Regions from separate parts of the Homo sapiens genome. Here region 2 is linked to region 1. Evidence: chromatin contacts called from ENCODE Hi-C or POLR2A ChIA-PET data. All regions are on one chromosome and are shown on one strand. The core of a region is the stretch at or near the end of the contact, and the rest is flanking DNA. Distances in the headings are between cores, read along the strand shown. Region 1 overlaps ADTRP (androgen dependent TFPI regulating protein). Region 2 overlaps GFOD1 (Gfo/Idh/MocA-like oxidoreductase domain containing 1).

Evidence for each region. Hi-C counts contacts between places; a loop is a spot of excess contacts on that map. ChIA-PET counts read pairs that join two places held with the same protein, here RNA polymerase II (POLR2A). Pooled maps may share reads with other maps.
Region 2: a pooled map shows a loop between it and region 1 (6-fold over the local background). The contact joins two enhancer-like sites. A Hi-C loop is called at or near these places in 5 of 50 pooled maps. POLR2A ChIA-PET finds 5 or more read pairs at or near these places in 2 of 52 experiments (T-cell and activated CD4-positive, alpha-beta T cell).

Annotation. Positions count from the first base shown.
Region 1 is chr6:11,713,136-11,719,305 of GRCh38, reverse strand. It overlaps ADTRP (androgen dependent TFPI regulating protein), which reads left to right. Exons shown (of 6, transcript NM_032744.4): 6 at 4,794-5,783. The coding sequence ends at 4,828. Among named protein-coding and RNA genes, the nearest start is that of ADTRP, 63 kb to the left of the region's middle. RefSeq lists an enhancer at 4,781-4,930. Within about 2 kb of position 4,850, at least 4 of the 41 ENCODE cell types and tissues checked have a DNase peak (open chromatin) inside an H3K27ac peak, as active enhancers do.
Region 2 is chr6:13,353,631-13,360,362 of GRCh38, reverse strand. GFOD1 (Gfo/Idh/MocA-like oxidoreductase domain containing 1) reads left to right here. Exons shown (of 2, transcript NM_018988.4): 2 at 1-2,533. LOC105374936 (a long non-coding RNA gene) reads right to left here. Exons shown (of 3, transcript XR_926496.3): 3 at 6,623-6,732. Among named protein-coding and RNA genes, the nearest start is that of TBC1D7-LOC100130357, 28 kb to the right of the region's middle. RefSeq lists a silencer at 4,658-4,747. Within about 2 kb of position 4,767, at least 12 of the 41 ENCODE cell types and tissues checked have a DNase peak (open chromatin) inside an H3K27ac peak, as active enhancers do.

The sequences.
Region 1 (6,170 bases), core at 3,601-6,100:
CTTGTTAAAGTGTGGATTCTGATTTAGTGGATCTGGGGTGCAGTTTGAGATTCTGCCCTTCTAACGCATACTCCAGACATACTGATGCTGCTGGTCTGAGGACAAGGCTCTATTACATCTCAGGACCCTGGACTCCTCCCAATGTGGATAATTCTGTCTACGGCATCCTTGTGCAGTGTGGTGCTCTCCTGAGTGGGCTGCTGGACTGAGAAGGGTGTTGGTGGTGATGGTCACAATAGCTGAACATCTACTCACTTTCTCCCTCCTCCTGTGCCACATCAGTGGGTGAATATGGACAAGAGAGCAAGAAGGACAGCAATAAGAAACCATACTGGGAATCACATGTTAAATTGGAAAGTGTATGATGAGGTCCTCCCAGGGCACTCAGTTGCAGGGAACTGGCTTTGAGCGTCAAGGAGGCAAGTGTTGTCATGGCCCACAGGAAGGTCCTTCAAGAATGCACTGAGGCTCAAAAAGCTCACAAGAGGTTCCTCAGGGCCACCTGGCCTGACCTGTCACCATCTCACTCCCTGCCCTGGGCTAGCCTTTCTGTGTCATGAGGCAGAGGGTTGGGCAAGCACAGAGTCAGTTACTGGGACCAGTCATCCCCCAAGAAAGATTCAATTTCTACTTTTTGGGAGGAGTTAGATGGAATGTTAACTTCAAACCATGATAGAAGCAGATGGGGGAAGCTGTCTCTGGCAAGACATTGAGAGCTTGGCTCACCATGACCATGACTGAACACCCAGGCATGCCCAGGGCAGGTTCTCTTCCACATTGACTGGGGGCAAGAGGCAATCAGGACATCCTATCAAAGGCTCCCTTCTCTGCCCCTTATGTGCTTAATTTTCTTTTTTTTCTTTGATGATTGATAGCACACAAGGATGCTGACACCAGCACACAAGCTCCTCAGGAAGAGAAAATCATCCCACAAGAGATATGGGGCACAGAAAGGGGCTAAACACCTCCAGGCCCAAATGGCAGGGCCTCTGCTATGTGGGGGTGGTTGGAGAGACAGTCAGCTTATCCAGGGCCTGTGACCCCTCTCCCTATGCCCCTTGATGGACACATGCCAGGAGTCAGGCTGTCCTTTGTCAGGGCCCCTAAGACCATAGGTCCTTCTCATCCTAAGGACAGACTGTAAGCTGAAAATTCCAGCCTGGCCAAGTGGCGCTGGGAGTGTGTCCTGGACAGAATGACATGGAAACTTTCTTTTAATATTATTTGCCATAAACCAGGTTTTTTAAAAGGCAGATTTTCTTGATGAAAGCTGCCTAGAGGCCATCTAATCCACCTCCTTGTTTTATTCATGAAGGAATTAGATGAGGTTTGTCTTATTAACTCTGCTTATTCCATAGCAAAAGAATTTTATCATGCGATGACTCCACAGGTACTTCTAAAGCATGGTCCCACTGGGGCAGCATTTAGTCAATGGCAAAAATTTATCTCCATTTTGCCTTTCTTGTCCTAACTTCATCTCCCTAAACTCAAAAAGAGCCCGCTGTGGATTACCCTCCCTGCCTCTTCCTCAGCCTCTTTCCCACAGGAGTTTCTCCAGCCAGCCCTCAGTTCCCTGTCCTCCCTGGACTTCTGCAGTGTGAACACAGGACTATCAGTGCTCAGATCTCATTTCTCTAACACCTGCTATCCCCCCAACCATCAATTTTCTTGCCCTTTTCTGAGTCAGCCCACTGAAACTAGGCAAATGTTCTTCAAATTTTCAATGCCTGGCATTCATTTTTGTGGTTGTAGATACATAGGTGTAAATCTTTGAGAATACTATGTTTTTATTTATCCTGATTTCTAACTATTGGAATAATAAGGCATATAATTATATATGGTATCTATGGTGATGTTGATTGAAACAATAATTTCTTGGCCATGCCTGCAGTTTCTGTTCAGATCTTGCAAAGATGGAGGCTAGAATCTGTTGGAATCTGCTTCCAGTGGCCCGATTGGAAGTCACCAGCCAAGCACCAACTGGTCAAGAATATCAGGTGAAATATCAGGGCTATAAAAATATTTCTAGCCCTTGCTACTATCTGACAGCAGTTAAAGGAATAAAACAAGTCGGGGTGAATCTAACTTCCTATCTGCCAACTAGGATACTTTCTACTGGGAAAAATGCTTCTCAATCAAGAAAATATTTATAATAAACATAATTTTCCAATTACAACTTAAAATCCATTTTGTGAATTTGGTTTGGGTAAGATATATGATCTATTATTAAGTCAACAGTTTCCTTATTTCCAGCTATGCGTTATAGAAACATGGTCAGAAGGCTGGGTGCGGTGGCTCACACCTGTAATCCCAGCACTTTGGGAGGCCGAGGCGGGTGGATCACTTGAGCTCAGGAGTTCAAGAGAAGCCTGGCCTACATGGTGAAACCCCATCTCTACTAAAAATACAAAAAAAAAAAAAAAAAGCTACGTGTGGTGGCGCACACCTGTAGTCCCAGCTACTCGGGAGGCTGAGAGGTGGGAGAAACACTTGAATCTGGGAGGCAGAGGTTGCAGTGAGCCAAGATCACACCACTGCCTTCCAGCCTGGGTGACAGAGGAAGACCCTGTCTCAAAAAAAAAAAAAGAAAAAGAAAAAGAAAAAAAGCATGGTCAGAGATAAATTTTGAAGACTTAAAGAAGCCTACAAACTGCTTAGCTCTGTGAGAATTCAAGACTAAGACCCGCTTGCCATTCCCAGCTGCTAGAAGCAAAAAGAAACATGATTTTTGCAACGTTCACGCCACATGAGTCCCTACAGAATAAAATGACTTTGGGAGCACCACAGAGACCCATTTGGGAACAGTGCCTTCTCTAGCATGTGGATGGGTATGTGGGCATTTCTGAGTGTTCCTCCTAGCTACTTGGTTTTGGACAGAGGACTCTAATCCAATGGAGGGAACCACCTGCTGTCCTCCCCCAGCAGAGCTTCATACCACCATGTCTGCTCCTGGGTGGCTTTTCTCCAAACCTTCGTGTTCTGTTGCATTTCTTAAATGGAGAAGGGAGTCTTCAGTCCTCAACACCTGGGGTGGAAGGACTGAGGTTATTATTACAGTTAGGCTTGAGGGCTTGGGGATTGGTAAACAACATGGATAAAAGAAAGTTTTAGGAATCCTCAGAGTGACTGCGGGGTAGAAATTTGAGAAGTTTATATTGACCAAGTTTATATTGTCCCTCTTGTATGTGAGCTGGTTATTTAATTGAAAAAGAATTCATTAAAGGCCCAGAGTATACTCTACAGAAAAAGGAGGTACTGTGCTTGTACTTATAGACCTAATGTAGAGAAGCCCTAACTAGGGAGGAGAGAATTCACATCAAAAATGGAAAATAAGGCCAAGGGTGGTGGCTCTTGCCTGTAATCCTAGCACTTTGGGAGGCTGAGATGGGAGGATCCCTTGTGGTGAGGCCAGGAGTTCAAGATCATCCTGAGCAACATAGTGAGACCCTGTATCTAATAAAAAAGCAAAAAAAAAAAAAAAAAAAAAAAAAAAAAAAAAGCTGGGCATGGTGGTGTGCACCTCTAGTGCCAACTAGTCAGGAGACTGAGGTTGGAGGACTTCAGCCCAGGAGCTCAAGGCCGCAGTGAGCTGAGATTGTGCCACCGTATTCCAGCCTGGGCAAAGACCTTGTCTCAAAAAAAAAAAAAAAAAAAAAAGGGAAAAACAGAAGAGAAAGAAGTAGACACACCAATGAAAACAACGTGAAATCCATAAAGCTTGATAAACAATAAGCCTCGGCTGAAGTGACTGGGGTAGTCTAGATTGATGAGGAGCAGACGAAGAAGACAGAGTTTTGATCTTGAAAATTTTGCATGAGATGAATACAAGGATAGCCATGAGGACTGCATGATCAAGAGGTGGCCATCCTAGGAAATCAGTGTAATTAAGGGGCCACAAACAGGACTTCAAGTCACCAGTCATGATAGCCTCTAAGAAGTGGAGTTCCAGCAGAATGGAATGAGTATAAGATATCTAGTGTTTACTGTTAAGGATAGAATTGATGAAGGTGGCAGGGTTTGAAGGGTGAATCATGGAATTAGGAGCATGGATTTGCTGCAGGAATACCAAGCCAGAACTACCAGGGCTGTAAGTTCTGGAATGGAGGAGAAGTTTTTAAAGTAGCATTGACAGTATTTGGCAACAAGCACAAAGGATAATGAGCTAATGAAATTTCACAAATTGCAGAGCTTACACAAAGATTTATGATCATTAAATATGGAGTACCAACTTGTTGGCTGAATAGAAGTCATTCTACAAATCTAATGCTATAATTTCAGTAGAATAATGCCCCTCTAATGAGCTTACTCAAACCTAATCCATATGCCAGTACTTTTCCACCAGGCTGATGAATTCATTTGCTAAGAGGTCACAGAATGACCCCAATTAGTTGAACATCCACCCTTCTATTTCCTCTCTAATTTGATGTGGTCTCTTCATCTCCATCTGCAAAGTCTCAAAGTTTGCTGATGGATTGTGTGTAGCCTGCAGACACTCACTCAGAGTCACAGCAATATGCTTCCTCTTAGCTATGCAGAGTACCTGAAGGCAAACAGCATCGTGGGTGCCTGGCTAACTGTGAACCCAGCACTGAGGGAGGACGGCAGAGTTGTTCTCTGCCCCTGTCATCGTGGCAGCTGTTTTTTCATAACTCCTTAAACTGCATCTTGTCACCTTGGGAAAAGTGTGTTCAACTTTCCACTGCCCCAAGTCAGAGTGAATCTCTACCCACAACAAAAATACCCATTAGGGAAAGCCTGAAGCCTGAGGTCTGTCTCTGTTCTTGTTTGTACAGGTGACATGAGGCAGCCACGGAAGAAGAGGAAGTAATTGCACACCATTTTCCAAGAACCAAGAAAGAAGAAAACACAAGAGATTTTTCTCATCTTTTTTTTTTTTTTCTGGTGGAGGGAGGTGGTGGAGGAACATAGCAAAGTAGGAGGGACAGAGAGTGATACTTAAATTTAATAAGAGGTTCGTGAAGGTAGCTTAACTTGAGAACTCTTGGTTTTTTGAAAGGTTGACTGCACATGCCAAAAACAACTCCTGCTATCTCAGAATTAATTATCTTTGACCTTCGTGGAGGATGGTCTCTGGTTAAAATCTGGCCAAAGAAACTCACATAAACTTGGTGTTAGAGAACATCTAGAGAGAGAGAGAGGAACTTAGAGTCATTTAAACTCTTCAGTTTACAGAGAAGGATGCTGAGGACCTAGATGAGAAGTTACCTGCAAAAGGCAAAAGGGTTACTTAGTGTCAGAACCAAGGCAATGACTTCTCTCTCCCAGATCTCCTAGCTACTGGTCCTGGGCCATTTTTTTTTTTTTAAATAATCCCAACTTTCTTTAAAAGACAAGCATTTCAGTAAGCTAGTTATTTTCATGGGTTGCTCATCCATTTTTTTCAGTGATCTAAAAATGTAGGGAGATGGCTACTACTGAAGTTGTCTGTCTACTTGGGATAATAGCAAATTAATTGAAGACAATGGGAAAGTAAGTTATAAAAAATACTGGGAAATCTGTTTCTCTTCTGAGCAAGCATTCAGGGCAGGTATAAACATCAAACATAGTGACATTGTCAAAACCTCTTCCATTTGAACATTGATTAATTCATCAAATAAATGGTATAGTAATAAATTTTGCTTGCAGAAGAATCTGGATGGGAAGTGATAGAATTATAAGGGCTGTTGAGATTGCTTTGCTACAAAGCACTTTTCTGAATTAGTGTGTGGTTTAACAAAGCTGATTTCCAGATGCTTAACAAGGATTCATGATCCCTGCTGTGATTTTCCTAGTGTTATTTTCCTGGCCTTTATTTGTGGGCACATTTTTTAAAGAACACAAATGGCAAATGGCTATTGGTGGGTAGACATATTTGAGTCTACTAGTATGTCACTAGGCTCATATGGGTTGGGGTGTGGACACTGAAGGAAATTGGACTTGGACTTCCCAACCTAACATTATGTAGGAGAAATCTGGTAAAAATGAGCAAGAGTGGTCTTGAAGGGTTACAGAAGAGGACAGAATATCTCAGGTGGGAAGGCAGCCTAAGGGAAGACCAGGGCAGGCACCAAGAAACCTGCTTAATTCCCACTTCTTTTTCTACTGTTCTGTTAATATGGGCCTCAAGTCTTTTCCAGTTGGAGCTGGGAATACCACCTCTTTCCCCACAT
Region 2 (6,732 bases), core at 3,518-6,017, 1.6 Mb before region 1:
ATTTGGCCTGTGATCATAAGTTGGGTTTCTGATCTGATCTCTTGCATTCTGGTGGGTACTGGGGGCAGAATCAGCTTTGTTAATGATTTTCTGGGCAGAAGGTAAATTCAGCTGCATCTGAAGGGGCTTCACAGTCCAATAGCCGTCCTTTTGTTTTACATAACAGAGAGTGATGGTCAAGGCCACCCACATCTTTAGTGGTAGAGCCAGGACAAAAAGTCAGGTTTTCTGCCTCTTAAGTCTCATGCTGCCTCACATAGCACCTCCAGAGCTCTAGGGAAAGGAGGCTCAGAGAGATGAAGTGACTTGTCTGAAGTCCTGTGGCTAGTGGCAGAGAAGTTGGAATTAGACCTGCATTGGACCTCAATTCGCTGAGCAGTTGCAGGGAAATCTGGAAATCCTTTTTTTTTTTTTTTTGAGACAGAGTCTTACTCTGTCACCCAGGCTGGAGTGCAATGGCGTGATCTCAGCTCACTGCAACACCGCCTCCCGGGTTCAAGCGATTCTCCTGCCTCAGCCTCCTGAGTAGCTGGGATTACAGACGCACGCCACCATGCCCGGCTAATTTTTGTATTTTTAGTAGAGACAAGGTTTCCCCATATTGGTCAGGCTGGTCTTGAACTCCTGACCTTGTGATCCGCCCGCCTTGACCTCCCAAAGTGCTGGGATGACAGGCGTGATCCACCGTGCCCAGCCGGGAAATCCATTTTTTAAAATAAATTCAATTATGTCTTGAATGTACTCAGAAAACGAGCTGTTTAAAATGTCCCATTGTGACTGTAATGTGAACAATGACCTCTAACTTGTATTTTATTTGGCAAGGATGGGGGATGTGCATCAAATCTTCACCTCTGGGATTTCCTGAGGCTTGGTCTACTTGGCTCACCCTCCACCTGCATCCCCACCCCACTCCTAGATATTAATACAAATCTAGCCTTGACACCGCCTACTGCTCCACCACCGCCTACGTTTTTGGCCATCAGAGCCTTGGAGTTTACAGAGCAGAGGCCATGACATTGGGGAGCTTGTTTAAAAATCAATGATCAGAACCCCACATTTTAGTTTCCTTTTGGGGAGAAAGAGGAGGGCCGTGGAAGAAAAGGGGTGTGCAGCTGGAGCGTTATTATGTCTTTCTCAGCGGCAGGCATGCCCGCCTCTCCACCTTCTCCCCGCCAGGCACAGGAGCCAGCAGCTGGAGCGTGCTCTGAGTTTCAGGGGACCCCCCACCCAGACTGACTGGGGCTTCTGGGACTTCTCATAGGAAGAGTCAAGACCTCCTGCGCTTCTTTAAAAGGTGATGGGCTCAGTGTTCCCAGTGGCATCTGGAGGTGAAGCCGGTACTGTCTCAGGAGTGGAAGGCAATGGCCCACTGGCCTTTTTCTCCCCCACGTCACAGTCCCCATTTGCTGGAGCCCTTGAGGGGGCCACCGAAACTGTGGCTCTCATTCAGCCTCCCAAAGTGTTGCACTACTGAATACTCCTTTCTGTTTACACCAGCAGTGAATAGAGTCATGAAAAGAACATATTATATGCAATGGCTTGATGCTTAGTGTGGCAATCAAAAGCTTGCCTGGGCAGATGTAGGCAGGGGCTAGACAATAGTCATGGAGTTGTCACCAGGTCACTGTCTCTCTCCTTCCCCTTCCAGGTCTCTACTGTCCCCTGCAGCCACCACAAGGGCTAAGCTGTTGAATGAGCCCCTTGGTTTTTCCTTATAAACGCAATGACTTACTTGTGATTCTTGGTCTAATCCCAGGCTAAGAAACAAAACAAAAGCTTGTGATCTGACCCATTCCTTTGCTGCCTTCCTTCTCTTTCAGGCACCTGGACGTATTTAGTATTCTGCCCTGTGCCTTGCCCAGGGGAGGGAGAAGTTTCTAGCAAATGTGACTTTCTGTCTGCTGCCTGGTGCTTTTATAGTACTTCATCTGCTTTTTATTGTTGTTGTTGTGTTTTTTAACCAAAATGGCATTTGTTTGGCTGTCATTGTCGAGTATATATTTATTGTGTTTTACAAACATGAGTATATATGTATGTATATGTATAAAACCAAACTTATATATATAAGAAGTCAAGGCATGTATACTAGATATTTTAAAGAGTTATTTATCAAGGGAAAAAGATGTGTGTTATAAAGTAAACAGAGTCTATATTTTCTATATAATGTAGATAGTCAAACATAGCTTATAAATTATAGGAGGTTTTGGTTTTCTTTTTTATTATTAAAGGAAAAAAAGAAGAAAAAAAAAGACAATGAATGCAACTGTTCTTAGTGTTTTTAAGGCCAAACTACTGTGGAAGCTGGGAGGCGGCCCTCCCTGCGGGCCTCCAGCAGCCCTGTGCCTGCCGCTAGGAGCTCCAGAGCTGATGCCCGTTGTGATCTCTGCGATGCTCGATGCTCGGAGCCAGCGGTCAGCATCACTCAGCCAGCTGGCCTGTGCCGCTCTGACGTGGCTTCCAGCTGTTCTCCGCAATTTGCATTGGTGGGATAAAGGAATGAAAAGGATAAATAAAGATTTAAAAGAAAATACAATTCCAGCTCTTTGCCTGTTTTTTACACCCTGCTGCTCTCAATATAGGCGCCTGATCAGTTTGTGGGATCTGAAGCATGAATGGGTGCATCCAAGGTAGAGGGGTGTGGGTGCCTGTGGTGTTTGTGTGTGTGCTGGGGGAGGCTGTTCATGAGTCAGCATCCATGAAGCTGAACAATGGAAATCAACAGACCTACAATTTTGATTGAAAACCAACGCGTGTGGGAACTGGAGGCACTTCAAAGCCATCTGGTTCAAACCCTCATTTTGGAAATGTGAAAATGAAAGGCAAGTAACCTACCTATGGCCTCTGGGTATGTGTTTGTGTGTCCAAAGCTAGTGTGGACAACCAAAGCTAGTGTAGACAACAAGAGGATGAGAACATAGCTCTTAGATTGGGGGAGCAAATTTTAGAATTCTCTAGAATTCTCTAGTATTTTAACACTGTAACCTAATACTTCACACCAAGCACTGAAAAACAATTTTTTTTTTTTTTTGATACAGGATCTTACTCTGTCACCCAGGCTGGAGAGCAGTGGCATGATCACAGCTCACTGCACCCTCTACCTCCTGTGGCTCAAGCGATCCTACCACTTTAGGCTCTTGGGTTGCTGGGATTACAGGCACATGCCACCACGCCCAGCTAATTTTTTTTTTTCTGTATTTTGTAGAGATGGGGTTTCATCATGTTGCCCAGGCTGGTCTCGAACTCCTGGACTCAAGCGATCTGCGTGCCTCAGCCTCCCAAAGTGCTGGGATTACAGGCATGAGCCACTGTGCCCAGCACTGACCATTTAAAAGAGCGTCTTTGCTTACTTCCTTCTTAGCAGTGTTTAAGGGCAACCATCGCAGATTGAGCTCAGCCTAATTTCAAATTTGCATGACATAGAGTGTTTTATGGAGGGGCTGGCCTTTCCTTTCTATCTTTTGCTGAGTCTTAGAGAATGCTCATGAATGTTCCTTCTGGTCTATGGTTTCCCCTTCACTTAAAAATAAGAATTAATACTGCAAAATCTGAAATCTCATTCACTCCTTCATGAGCAGGTCCTGATATAAATACATCCAGAATTCAGTCCATCTATTATGATAACATTGTAGCAACCCCCTGTATCCACATAGATTATTGTCTTGAACATATGACATTCTCATACCACATGATTCTGCAGTAAATCTAACAGCAGTTCTAAATAAGGCCAAAAAGGAGAGTGCTTTGTCAAAACTAAAAGCACCATCCACCCAAATGTGAAGTGTCATCACGATGGCATCCATTCCCCTAAGTTTCTTTCAGCAATGTGACTTGAGAACCAACCCTCAATGAAAACTCGAATCTCCTAACCAGTTATATAAATTTTAAATCTAGGAGCTAGTTCTTCTTTCATGGATTTTGGATTCTCTTTGTGATGTTGGTTTGTCTCAATTTAGTCCCATTTCTTGCTTTGTAAACCTGCGATTATATGCCTCCTAGTAAACCACATGATATGATCAGCGCTGCTTTCATAGTCTCTGAACTGTTGCTTAAAAAGAACAGATATAATTGCATGGTAAGTCATTCAGGTTGCTCTTTACTGGTGAAATGAAGAGAAACCTGGGTGTCCTCTGATGTCTGTCTATACACCCCACCTCCCTGATTCACAGAACCATTTTCCGGTTTCACTTCTTGCTTCTTTTATCTTGTGCATTTTTAGCACCTGTTGTGACAAGCCTGGGTGACTCGATCTAAAAAATGAAATGACTTACAATTACTGTAAGAATGAATTACAGATACATGATGTATGCACAACTCTGTATAGAAATGAAAACAAAAATAACTTCACCTCACTCTAATTCATAGGCTACCATGTTATTGACCCTTATTTACCTAACTTTTGCTTAAGCAGGAAAGATCCCTCTGCCTAGATATCCCCTGGGCTTGGCGCCCTCACTCCTCCACCCCAGCCCTTATGCATTTGGCAGTAGTAATGGCCCCTGCAGGGAATGTTGTCCAAGAAGTCTAGATGATAGAGATGAAGAAGGCACATCACTTCACAGAGTTTATGCCAAGTCACCGCCAGAAGCGCAGTGTTACAATTTACTTAAGCCAAGACTGCTACAAAAAACTGATGCAAATGGAAGCTATTCAAAATCCTTTGCCTTGTGCATTCAAGTTGAGGCTCCCTTTTGAATCCTATCTCTGAGTCTACATCTGCTGGGTAAATTCCTGAACGATGACTTGAGCTGTGACAGCTTTTGTAGCATTGCTGTGGTCCAACCACAACTCTGTAAGATAAACTACCTAAGCTGGTTGTTGGACTTCCTCTAAAATGTCATTCTAATTATAGAAACACCTTTCTTTCCTGATTTTATACAGATTCTAATCACCTTAACTGCTTCTCTTCAGCCATGAATGAAAGCGAAAGATTAAGTCACTTTTAGAAGCCTTCTTGGGCAATTATAGATTAATTCATTTCTCGCTCATTGAAGGGACTCAATCCTAGAACAACAGTCTGGAATACATGTGTATGTATGCCCCTTTGTCTCTGACCTGCTCATCATTGGCCATCAATGCCCTGGGAAGGAGGGACCCTAGGAAGGCCTGAGGGGCTGCACCTGATGTGCAGGTCATGTGCACAGACCCCACAGGTTCAGGCTCAGTGTTGAAATTCCCTATGTCATTAACTCCCTTGTAGGAAGGATGAAAGGGTCTAGATCAGATTTAAGTCAGACATAGGCTATTTGAGGCGCCTGTGGGAATGGCAAATCACTCCAGACTCCTCAGAAGCAAAGGCCAAGCAGGCCTGAGAGCTAGTGAAACTCCAGGGAGAGGAGCAAGACCAGGATCTGCGCTTTCTCAGCTTCCCAAAGCTGTCTGTCTCGGAACTAACAAATGAGGCTGACTCTTCAGAGTTCTAGGCCAAGGGATCCGGACTTGACACTCAAGTTTCTGCCATGAAGCAAAAGACAGAGCTAGCCTGGAAAGAGCAGCTCTGTATCACTCCGGCTGTGAAGTGCTAAAACTCGACATCTCCCTGAGGAAACAGGAGAGAAGAAAGGATGGAGAGAAAAAAAGAGAGGAAGGAGCTGGCATTAATGGACCAGCAAGGGAAGGAGAAGGGAGCAGGAAAAGCGGTAGTTCACGTAGGGTAAATTAGATGAAGGGGAACAAACAGCGAAAGGTCAGAGGGCTCTGCACTTAAAATAAGGAAGCTTGTGAAGATAAGTAAATGTTGCCTGAGATATCTGAAGTAGGGTTCCTCTTTGGCTGACAAGCCTTAATCTGCACTCTGGAAACAGCTTGTATGAGGAGGAGGACGGCAGACAAGGAGGAATGAGGGAGGAATTCTTACAGGAACCATCTGGCTGAGTCACTTTTAGGGCTGTTCAAAGCTACCCAACTGTTGACATTTCCTGGAAATTCTTTAATGCCAACAATTGTGTTAAATGAGCAACATCCTTAAGACCCCGAGTGCACCTTGGATCCCCTCGTCCTTTCTTGTTGCGTTTGCGATTTGCAAATCCCCTGAACCTGAAGTCTTCAAGGATTCAGCATCTGCCATTTCACCATGTGTTAGTCCCCTCCCTGGGCCCCTTCAAACACACTCTCCACTCAGAAATCTACCATTTAGCCTTTATTTATTTATTTATTTATTTATTTTTGACGCACGCACAAGGCTTCTCACTCCTCCTCAGCTTTCAAAGAATCCACCCACTAGGCTGTCACTTCAATCTGCTGTCTCCTCCTGCAGCACAGAATTTCTGAAGAAAGTCCCCAGGTGAACCAGCCTGGCCAGCAGAAATGGATGCTCACCCACTCCATCTAGCCCCTGGCCTCTGCTCTCCTGGACTCCCTGGCTCAGTCCTCAGATCAGTTCCGGAACTTCTCTCCTTAGGTTTCCTGTAACATCCGGGTTTCTCCCTTACTTGCTTAAAACAACCTCTTGCTTTCATTCATCCATTCATTCACTCTGAGGCCATCTGAGGAAAGCTTCCTTACCTGCTTTCCTGATGACCTAATATATGCTGTACCCACCTACTTCCTCTTCCTTGAATGGGGAAACCAAGTCACAGGGAAAGATACATCTCTCCCTTCTAATGCTGGATCTCATTCCTTACAAGCCTGCTCTCATTCTCCACCTCCAATCTCTCTGTGTCCATTCTTCTCTTCTTTTCATCCGTCAGTTATGCCAGTGGCTCCCAGCCTGGAGTATGAATCTGGGGGCAGGGG